Regions from separate parts of the Homo sapiens genome. Here regions 1 and 2 are each linked to region 3. A link is a contact called in ENCODE Hi-C or POLR2A ChIA-PET data. All regions are on one chromosome and are shown on one strand. The core of a region is the stretch at or near the end of the contact, and the rest is flanking DNA. Distances in the headings are between cores, read along the strand shown. Region 1 overlaps MYO1D (myosin ID). Region 2 has its middle 21 kb from the start of SPACA3. Region 3 overlaps MYO1D (myosin ID).

Evidence for each region. Hi-C counts contacts between places; a loop is a spot of excess contacts on that map. ChIA-PET counts read pairs that join two places held with the same protein, here RNA polymerase II (POLR2A). Pooled maps may share reads with other maps.
Region 1: a map with no recorded cell type shows a loop between it and region 3 (1.8-fold over the local background). The contact joins two enhancer-like sites. A Hi-C loop is called at or near these places in 17 of 37 single-sample maps with no recorded cell type and 4 of 50 pooled maps. POLR2A ChIA-PET finds 5 or more read pairs at or near these places in 2 of 52 experiments (GM12878 and activated naive CD4-positive, alpha-beta T cell).
Region 2: a loop to region 3 is called in a map with no recorded cell type, with 2.5 times the contacts of the local background. The contact joins two enhancer-like sites. A Hi-C loop is called at or near these places in 4 of 37 single-sample maps with no recorded cell type and 5 of 50 pooled maps. POLR2A ChIA-PET finds 5 or more read pairs at or near these places in 2 of 52 experiments (Panc1 and activated T-cell).

Annotation. Positions count from the first base shown.
Region 1 is chr17:32,820,095-32,823,986 of GRCh38, reverse strand. The region is part of intron 1 of MYO1D (myosin ID); the gene reads left to right. Among named protein-coding and RNA genes, the nearest start is that of MYO1D-DT, 55 kb to the left of the region's middle. RefSeq lists silencers at 1,128-1,337, 1,418-1,487. Within about 2 kb of position 1,267, at least 3 of the 41 ENCODE cell types and tissues checked have a DNase peak (open chromatin) inside an H3K27ac peak, as active enhancers do.
Region 2 is chr17:32,969,079-32,972,611 of GRCh38, reverse strand. No RefSeq gene overlaps it. Among named protein-coding and RNA genes, the nearest start is that of SPACA3, 21 kb to the left of the region's middle. Within about 2 kb of position 2,236, at least 2 of the 41 ENCODE cell types and tissues checked have a DNase peak (open chromatin) inside an H3K27ac peak, as active enhancers do.
Region 3 is chr17:32,526,898-32,530,559 of GRCh38, reverse strand. All of the region lies in intron 21 of MYO1D (myosin ID), which reads left to right. Among named protein-coding and RNA genes, the nearest start is that of CDK5R1, 42 kb to the right of the region's middle. Within about 2 kb of position 1,564, at least 2 of the 41 ENCODE cell types and tissues checked have a DNase peak (open chromatin) inside an H3K27ac peak, as active enhancers do.

The DNA.
Region 1 (3,892 bases), core at 18-2,517, 290 kb before region 3:
CACACCATTCTCATGCCTCAGCCTCCTGAGTAGCCGGGACTACAGGTGCCCACCACCACGCCCCGCTAATTTTTTATATTTTTAGTAGAGACAGGGTTTCACCATGTTAGCCAGGATGGTCTCGATCCCCTGACCTCTTGATCCACCCGCCTCAGCCTCCCAAAGTGCTGGGATTACAGGCATGAGCCACCGTACCCAGCCTAGTACTTCTTAAATAGTTTTTGCATGATGTTCAGTGTTTGTGTTGCCTGGCTTTATGTTTTCCTTTTGATAATTTGAACATCTAAAATTAGGTTTTTTCCTAGTAGTTACTTTTATAACTATAACTTTACATTCCCTCTCTCCCTTTGATCACTCAATTTTTAATTACTTATATTACTATTATCAGTTTTCCTAGGTGTATTTCGCCAAATTGGGGATATATATGACCAACCTGTGGGCTTACCAACAACCAGTGGCTTGATTTGCAAAGTTTAACTCAGTTTTAAGCACTATATGCATGTTGTCTAGATTGAAATTCAGACTTAGCCACTTGCTAGTTGTGTAACCTTAGGCAAGTTACCCAAAGTTCACTATGCCTCAGTTTCCTTCTCTGTAAAATATTTTATATATATATGTATATAAAATGAATGCTGCAGAGGTTAGTAGTTGGGCTGATCTTGTAGCTGCGTAGTGTCATCAGTGCCCTGACCCTGGGTGCTCACTCAGTCTATCCTTGGCTTGTGACTTTTGTGCTCATGCTTGTCTTGTGGTCATATGATAGTTACTCCACCTCCAACCTCTCATCAGCATTCTAGACAGAAAGAAAACGAGGAAAAGGGGTGCCTATACTGAGGAAGCAAAACTTTACTAGAAACCCTCAACTTACATCTCATTGTCCAGAACTAGGTCACATGATCACCCCTTCCTGAATGTGGGAAATAAAACAAGAATATTTACCATGATAATTTTACCAGACCAAGTAAAAGTCATGGTTAAAACCACTAATTTTATTTATTTATTTTTATTATACTTTAAGTTTTAGGGTACATGTGCACAACGTGCAGGTTTGTTACATATGTATACATGTGCCATGTTGGTGTGCTGCACCCCTTAACTCGTCATTTACATTAGGTATGCGAGACGCCGGCTGAGTCTCACGCCCGCGGGCGGCAGCCGGTCGACCCCGGAGGCCCGACTGAGGAGCGGTCGCGAGCGGAGGTCGGCCGGGTGCGGGGACGCCCCGGGCCTCGCCGCCTGCTGCCCGCCACCCGCGGTCTGCTGGTCGACCCGTGCGGAGGAAAGAGGAGGAGGGACGCGCGAGGGCCGGAACCCCGGGTGGCCGCCCCACCGGGGCCCGCGCGGCCACCCCCCGGGACGGGGGCCGGCGGGCCACGGGCCCGGCTCGGCGCGGCCGCCTCCGCGGTTCCCACCCACGCTCCCCGGGCCCCGTCCCGAGCCGCCCCGGCAGTGAACGGGGAGGAGGCGGGAACCGAAGAAGCGGCGCGCCGACCGGGGACGCGCGCCCCCCGCCCCCCACCACTGCCCGTGGTCGGCGGGAGAGGCCGGGAGGGAGGAAGACGAACGGACGGACGGCGCTGGACGCGTTATCCCTCCCCCCTCCCCCTACCCCACAACAGGCCCCAGTGTGTGATGTTCCCCTTCCTGTGTCCAAGTGTTCTCATTGTTCAATTCCCACCTATGAGTGAGAACATGCGGTGTTTGGTTTTCTGTCCTTGCGATAGTTTGCTGAGAATGATGGTTTCCAGCTTCATCCATGTCCCTACAAAGGACATGAACTCATCCTTTTTTATGGCTGCATGGTATTCCATGATGTATATGTGCCACATTTTCTTAATCCAGTCTATCATTGTTGGACATTTGGGTTGGTTCCAAGTCTTTGCTATTGTGAATAGTGCCACAATAAACATATGTGTGCATGTGTCTTTATAGCAGCATGATTTATAATCCTTTTGGTATATACCCAGTAATGGGATGGCTGGGTCAAATGGTATTTCTAGTTCTAGATCCCTGAGGAATGGCCACACTGACTTCCACAATGGTTGAACTAGTTTACAGTCCCATCAACAGTGTAAAAGTGTTCCTATTTCTCCACATCCTCTCCAGCACCTATTGTTTCCTAAAAACCACTAATTTTAAAATGCTGCCTGTGGTTGGCAGAATTATGCCCCACCATCACCCCCAAAGGATGTCCACAACCTAATCCCTGCATTCATATTTTGTCTCTTTCTTTCACTTTTTGAACAAAAATCCTATGCTTATAAGTAAAAGGAGTTTTTCCCTGAAAAAACTTTTCCCCCCAGTCCCTAGTATGGACGAGTTTGAATTTGGTAGTTTGAATTTAGATCTGTCCATGGAAATTCAGTTCAAATATAGGACTAGATCTCCCTGGATCCATAGAGAAGTTCCAGTCAAAGATGTGTGTGTGTGTGTGTGTGTGTGTGTATGTGTGATTTACTTATCTTCAGCTGACAAAGGTTGGCAGTTGTAGGGCACTTGGCCATCTCTTATTTCTCTACAATAAGGATTACTTCATCCTTATTTGTAATTCCTAAAACTAAATTAAATTTTATGTACATATGTATTCATTCATTTCTTTATTTTAGTTTGTTGATTTAAGAATATTCCCACAAGTTAAACAATGAAAGTGATAGTTATATTAGAGATATGAATGACTAATTATTCCTGCCCACCACCTACATCATTTTCCCCCCAGCTTAATGGAGGTTTTATTGACAAACAAAAATTATATATACTTGCATCCAGTCATAAAAAAGAATGAGATCATGTCCCTTGCAGGGCCATGGATGGAGCTGGAGGCCATTATCCTTAGCAGACTAACACAGGAACAGAAAACCAAATACTGCATGCTCTTACTTATAAGTGGGAGCTAAATGATGAGAACACATGGACACACAGAGGGGAACACACACTGAGGCCTATCAGCGGGTGGAAGGTGAGAGGAGGGAGAGGATCAGGAAAAATAACTAATGGGTACAAGGCTTAATACCTGAGTGATGAAATAATCTGTACAACATACCTCCAACACAAAAGTTTACCTATATAACAAACCTGCATATGTACCCCCTTAACTTAAAATAAAAGTTAAAGAAAAAGTAGGAAGAATGAACAGAAAAAATATATATACTTAAAGTATACAATGTGATGTTTTGATATAGGTATACATTGTGTAATTATTACCACAGTCAAGCTAATTAACGTAGTCATCACCTTATATAGTTACTCTTTTGTGTGTTTATGGTGAGAATATTTTTCTATAACTGAAAGTTTCTACCCTTTGACCAATATCTCTCCATGTCCGCCATCCCTTGACCATATATGCCCTCATATGGTCATAATTGTATGAGGTTATGACCTCATAACAACCATTCTTTCTTTTTCCTTGAGTTCAACTTTTTAGATTCCATATTGTAAGTGAAATCATGTAGTATTTGTCTTTCTGTGTCTGGCTTATTTCACTTAGCATAATATCCTCCAGGTTCATTAATCATTCATGTCACAAATGGCAGGATTTGCTTTTTAAAACTGAATAGTATTCCATTTTCTGTGTATGTGTGTATATCACATTTTCTTTATCCATCCATTTGTCAACAGACACTTTGATTCTTTCGTATCTTGAGACTAATGTGAATATGCTGCAGTGAACATGGGGTGAAGATCTGTCTTCAAGATGGTGATTTTCTTTCCTTTGAACATATACCCAGAAGTGGGATTGCTGGGTCATATGGTAGCTCTATTTTTAATTTTTTGAGGAACCTACATACTGTTTTCCATAATGGCTGTACCAGTTTACATTCCCACCAACAGTGTGCAAGAGTTCCCATTTCTGTGCATCCTTGTTCTCACTTTTTAAAAGAGAAACTACCCTTCT
Region 2 (3,533 bases), core at 987-3,486, 440 kb before region 3:
GAGTTCTCCCATGGGCTTATTGAACCTGCCCCCTGCCTAGAGAGGCAAGAGGAGTAGTTCATATTCCCTATAGAGAATGAGGGGATTGCTGTGGGATCTGACCTCTGCAATGCAGGAAAGAGTAACGACAGACTCCTAGAAGTCTCATTTCCCATGCATCCTTATCCTCGTATAGAGCCAACATACAACGCATTCCTTCAGGACTGGTATCCCATCCTAGGGGAAACGGAGCCACTTTTGCCTGAGGTTGTCCTGCAGCACACACATAGCAATTACTCTTCTTGAGGGCTTATACCGAAAATTTGACCCATTAGACCCAGACATTCACATCCCTGTAAACTGTCTCAATTTCTATGATTTGCCTTAAATACTTTACCTCAATTATTTTTACCCTTTTAGGGTCATTATTTGGTGGACTAAAGTGTTTGTTAGGGTCTGGGGTTGCAGTAGTCCCAGGCAAATGGGAGGTTGAGTTATTGATTAGTTTGAGAACAAACCACCCTAGGGGTCTTTCCCTGTGATGTCTGCCCCTAACTTATGTACATAGGATGCTACTTCTGGTTCTTGGTCTAGAACAGCTGGATTGTCAATGGTGATGAGTATAGGATTGCATTCTAAATTCTGGCAGTTATTTGGTGGGGAGCTCTTGGACAGAGGTAGTTTATTCCTCAAAGGTCTTCAGCTCAGAGTTTCCCACCCCATGTTTACTGCCCAACCCTCAAATTGGGTAGTCCACCATACATCATCCCAGCTGGGGCAGGGTGATGCCCTACTGTAACCTGCATTTGACTCAGGGCAAAGATATTTATTCACCTGGGAGAGCTGTCTCTAATTTTCCAAATTCCCACAAGGTAAGACCTGGCAGGCATTAAATCTTATAGTTTGGGGTGCTACCATCTGGGTTATATTAACTACCAACCTGATTGGATAGGGAGGAGTCCCCTGCCAGTTTCCATTTTGACCTTCTGCTTCTTGTATAGTAGCCTATCCCAGCCATATTAACTTCCAGAAATGGGACCAGCTCATGTTTTCTTTTTAGATTTTTCTCAGAGTTAACTTTAAGGGTTCCTCAGGTGACCCATGCACTTTTCACCGGGTTTTTTCCCCTCCCTTCTGGGGTATCTTTTACCAGTTACTTGACTCAAGTATACTGAGTTCACCCCCATTCAGCTGTTTGCACAGCTGTCTCAGTGCTCAGGAGCACTTGATAAGGACCTTCCCAGCTTGGGTGCAGCATGTCTTCTTTCCAAGTCTTAATCAGCACCAAGTCACCAGGCTGGAAGTGGTAAACCACAAACTCAAGAGGCAGAATTTGAGTCAGAAGTCCTTTTAACCTAAGGGATAACAGGGTAGAGGATATGGCCAGTATATAATATCTTAAGAATTGATCAAAAAAAAATTGATCCTTGGTTTCCATAGTAGGGAGATCTGTAGCTCTGCCCAAATATGGGAGCCCATATAATAACTCATAGGGAGACAATCCCAAGTCTTTTCTTGGGGCTGTCTTAATCCTAAGGAGTGTTATTGGAAGACATTTTGTCCAAGGCATTTTAGTTTCTAAGATTAGTTTGATGATACACTTTTTGGGTGTTTGATTCATTCTTTCTACCTTTCCAGAGGAAGGGGGATGCCAAAGGGTGTGATAATCCCATCTAATTTGTAAACCTTCCATAATTCCCCTTAACAACCTTGAGAAAAAGTGGCTCCCATTGTCTGAATCAGTATTTTCCACCAGGCCAAATCTAGGGTACAATTGTTCTAATATTATTTTGACCACATTCCTGGTGGTGGCTGTTGAAAGGGGAAAGACCCAGCCAGGAAGGTGATCTATGATCACCAGTAAATACTTTAGTCTTCCTACTTAGGGCATTTCTGTGGTATCTACTTCAATGCTTTGAAATTGTCTTAATCTGGGAGGTCTTCCTCCCGTGGCCTGTTTTCTCATTATCTTTTTGTTTATCCTTTGACAAGCTACACAACTTCCACATACTTGTTTAATGAGGGTATAAATCCCTATACACCCATAATTCCTAAGTATTGCATTATACAGAGACTTGGATCCCCAGTGACTCCTTTTGCATAATACAGACATTAGTTTCTTATTGGGGGTTTACTCACACTGGTTCTTTCACACTGTCCACCTTTTTCTCGGCTGTCTGCTCTGGCTCTGCGGCTCCTGCCACCCCCACGCCTGCAGCTGCACTCCCTGGCCTGCTAGGCCAGCTTTTAGTCACAAAGCTAACCTTTAAAAGGCCTTGCCCACTGGTTCTTCCAGATTTAATCCAAAATATTTTCTCATCTGATCTCTGAGCCTCTGCAGGAATGCAGAGGGAGTTTCCTCTTTTTCTTGTTGAATCTCAAATGCCTTTACGACATTTTATGCCCTAGGAGTGGACTCTTTGATCTCTTCTAATTATTCATTCCTCCATTTGGGCCCAGTCCCTGGGATCTTTATTATCCAATTTGGGAATGACATTTGGGAATTTTTGTTTGGCTGGCAAGAACCCTTGCCCAGGAGAGTGTTGCCTGTCCCAGATGGTCATGACTGCTCTCCTAATCATTCCCCTTTCTTCTCCTGTGAACAGTATATTTATAATAGAATAATTTTAGCCCAGGTGTAAAAGCTGGGTCCTAGGATTTGGTACAGCTGGTCTGCTAAACTGAGGGGATCTTCTAGGAGTGGTTTCATTTCCTTCTTGAAATTCCTAACTTCAGTACCTGTAACAGGAGCATTTACAAAGCCAGTCTCTCCCTGTCCCATGGGAACTTCCCTAAGAGGATACATGCTAGATGCCTGCTGTGTGGAGTGGATAGGGGAGTTTTCAATATCCTCTTACACTGTTCTTTTTTTTACATATATACTTTAAGTTGTAGGGTGCGTGTGTACAACGTGCAGGTTTGTTACATATGTATACATGTGCCATGTTGGTGTGCTGCACCCATTAACTCGTCATTTACATTAGGTATATCTCCTAATGCTATCCCTTCGCCCCCACCCCCAACACCCCACAACAGGCCCTGGAGTGTGATGTTCCCCTTCCTGTGTCCAAGTGTTCTCATTGTTCAATTCCCACCTATGAGTGAGAACCTGCGGTGTTTGGTTTTCTGTCCTTGCGATAGTTTGCTGAGAATGATGGTTTCCAGCTTCATCCATATCCTTACAAAGGACATGAACTCATCCTTTTTTATGGCTGCATAGTATTCCATGGTGTATATGTACCACATTTGCTTAATCCAGTCTATCATTGATGGACATTTGGGTTGGTTCCAAGTCTTTGCTATTGTGAATAGTGCTGCAATAACCATACGTATGCATGTGTCTTTATAGCAGCATGATTTATAATCCTTTGAGTCTATGCCCAGTAATGGGATGGCTGGGTCAACTGGTATTTCTAGTTCAAGATCCTTGAGGAATCGCCACAGTCTTCCACAATGGTTGAACTAGTTTACAGTCCCAACAACAGTGTAAAAGTGTTCCTATTTCTCCACATCCTCTCCAGCACCTGTTGTTTCCTGACTTTTTAATGATCACC
Region 3 (3,662 bases), core at 315-2,814:
CAAAGTGCAGGGATTACAGGCGTGAGCTACTGCACTAAGCCTTTCTTTTGTCTTGAATGATGTCTTTCATTCTTGTCCCAGAGTGTCCTGATGCACCACAATGAAATTATTATATTCTTGGAATTAGACTAGCACTTAGTCTGTAATTTTTTCTCTTCTCATCATGTAATTTTAAAATATTTCCCTATGTTCTACATTACAGCATTTGTTGAGATGCAATTATTATAGTTTTAAAGGGCTTTCACGTACATTATCTCATTTAATTCTCAAAATCTTCTAAGCCATTTTTAAATGTATTAAGCCTATTTTATAGATGGACAAAAAGGCTTAGAGAGGTTCTGTGATTTTCCCAAGACCACAGACAGAGTGTAATGGAGCGGCTCGATGAACACAGATCGGGCTCCTTGCCTGTCCTTGGTGTCACATGCCTTAGATAACTGTCACCTATGTTTTTTAATTTATATTTGTCTCATTGTCCCTGGAGAACTGAGACTCTGCCATCTACTTTTACCACAGAGCTCCACGAAACCTCCTCTAGTGCTGTATACCTTGTGAATGCTGAATAGGTGATGCAGACTGGTAATGAACCAAGGAGTTTAAAACGCTATTGTTCAAGTGGAGATACAGCTGGGAGCCTTTGAGGTTGTGGAGCCCAGGTACAGTGGGAAGACTGCCTGGCTCCCCGTGTTTGTTTACGCGTTGGGAGTCAGCACGGGGCCTCCCCCACGGTGAGGAGCGCTGTCCCTGGAGAGCCTCTTGGAAGGCAGCCATGATCGTGGAGAGGAGTGTTCATGTCTCATCCGGGAAATCTCTCACCGCCTGTGCCCCTTCCCTGTCTTCTCTCAGACAGCCCATAGAAACACATTAGCATCCTGGGCCTGATGCCATTCCTTAAGCAAAAGGCACCTGCCCACCCACATATGTCCATGTGAGTCTCACCCACCTGAAAGCAGCACCCCCTGAGCCCATCCTGGCCACATCCACAAAGCACACCCAGCAGCTCATTGCCCCTGCATTAGAGACACACACACACACGATTATAGAGTTTACCCCTGTGGAAAGTGTTTTCAGATGAAACAGAAAAGGGTCTAGCATCCCTTACTCTGTATTCTTCTTAAGGGAGAAACTTACAACTGCAAAACAGGTCCTGCCCTCCCCACCCGCCCCTTTTCTGGTGGGTTTCTTCCCTCCTCTCTGTCCAGGCAGCTCACGTCTCTGGAGGGACACCTCACCTGCTTCCTGCTATAGCCTCTGCTATGTTCTGTGATGCCTTCTGAGACCCTGCCAGACTACCTGGGGCAGCTTGTCTCATGATCCTCCTGCTCAATTCACAGCTCCCTGTTGAAGTACAAGCTAGTTAACAACAGACACAGATTCAGATCCAAGTGAGGGGTGGGTTGGGCTGTGTGTGTGTGTGCACGCGCACATGCAGAATTTTGATACTGCTCCTGCACATTGCATGTAATGATGTGCAACACTTGTTCTTCTCACTTAGGAGTCCCACCATCTAATGCCTACAGGAAGTAAACCAGAAGTCTCATCCGAGGACACCATCTACCGATCTATGTCAGTTTCCTATTGCCGCTGTAACAAATTACCACAGATTTGGTGGCTTTAAACCACAGACATGTTTTTTTCTCACAGTTATTAAGGCCAGCAGTCCACATTCATTTCACTGGGCCAGAACGAGGGCGTTGGGCAGGGCCTGTTCCCTCTGGAGGCTCTCAGGGAGAATCCACTCCTCCACCCCTCCGGCCTCTGGGAGCTGCCGGCACTCCTTGGTTTGTGACTGCTTCACCCTGATCTGTGCCTCCAGGATCACACTGCCTCCTCCTCCTCCTCCTGTCTGTGTCAGATCTCCCTCTGCCTCTCTTTTAAAAGAATACTTGTGATTGTATCTAGGGTCCACCTGGATAATCCAGGATAATCTCCCCATCTCAGCAGCCTTACATAATCCCATCTGCAGGCCTTTTTGCCACGTACGGTAACATTCACAGGTTCCAGGGATTAGGATGTGGATATTTGGGGGTGGGAGGGCATATTCAGCATCACACACTACCCTTCCCAGTAATTCCCCCGACACACATACACACACACACACATACGCACACACACATATACACACCCCTAAGTTCTACTCAAGAGCTGGCTCTGCTTCTTTCAACTTCCCAGTTCTGAGGAGCCAGCTTCCCAGCTCTGCCATGCACTTCCTACCCATCTCACCCTCTCCCACCTGCAAAGCAGTAATTCCTCAGTGCCTTGCTACCAGCTCTCCAAAGGGCAGAGGAGGCTAGACATCGCCTCTGATCAAGGTACTGGATACCTTCTTCCCCAAAACCACTGGCCCAGTGGGGCAGAAGAGGGCAAGCCTTAAGTGGGGTAGAACCCAAATGGGCCAATTTTACCACCATAAGAATCAAGTCAGCCGGGCGCAGTGGCTCACGCCTGTAATCCCAGCACTTTGGGAGGCTGAGGTATGTGGATCACAAGGTCAGGAGTTCGAGACCAGCCTGGCCAACATGGTGAAACCCTGTCTGTAAGAAAAATACAAAAATTAGCCAGGCCTGGTGGCGGGCGCCTGTAATTCCAGCTACTCAGGAGGCTGAGGCAGGAGAATTGCTTGAACCCGAGAGGCAGAGATTGCAATGAGCCAAGATCGTGCCACTGCAGTCTAGCCTGGGCGACAGAGCAAGACTCTGCCTCAAAAAAAAAAAAAAAAAAGTTGTTTTGCTTTTATGTAGCTTTTATTGTTTTGTTTTATTTTTATAGAGTCTCTCTTTGTTGCCCAGGCTGGAATGCAGTAGCACAGTCACAGCTCACTACAGACTTGATCTCCTGGGCTTAAGCAGTCCTCCCACCTCAGCCTCCTGAGTAGCTGGGACTACAGGCACATACCACCATACCCAGCTATTTTTTTTATCTTATTTTTAGTATAGACGGGGTCTCACTATGTTGCCCAGGCCGGTCTGAAACTCCTGGGCTCAAGCGATCCTCCCATCTCAGCCTTCCAAAGTGCTAGGATTATAGGTGTGAGCCACCAAACCTGGCTACTTTTATGTAGCTTTGACAAGCGCAGGAAATGTCTTGCTTCTGCCCCTCTGTCAGGATATCTCTAGAATTTAAAGTTAGTGAGAACAGAAAGCACATCCTTGGCTTACAGTCCACAGGGCCTGGCAGTGCCTCAACAGGCTGGACACTCCTTGGACAGCCACATGGACTCCTCCTTACTGTGGTTAGCTGCCATCAACCAGTCCTCTCGCCAGCATGCAGGGTGGGTTTGGCAGCGCCAGGCACAGCTTCACATGCCTTCCTTGTTCTTCTGAAGTCCCCTCTCTGGATGGTGACCTTGTTCATGTGGCCATTTTTAAAGCAGAAAGTTGGATCCCAGGCCAAATCCTGCCTTGCAGTTCCGAGAGGCATGTGCTGTCCCCCTTCACTGGTGATGGCGGGCCGGGGAAAGACCCCACTGTGGTCTTACGAAAAGTGTTTGTAGAGAAACCAAGCAGCACTGTATGGGATGGCTGATAATTGCTGCTCTTGGTGTTAGTTCCTATCTGCTTAGGCAGAAGGTTGGGACTGGGGAGGAGGAATGTTAGTGGAGATTTTATGTAACTGTAAACTTCCTCTCTACTGTAAGAAGGATTCTCTTGAAAGAAAATGAA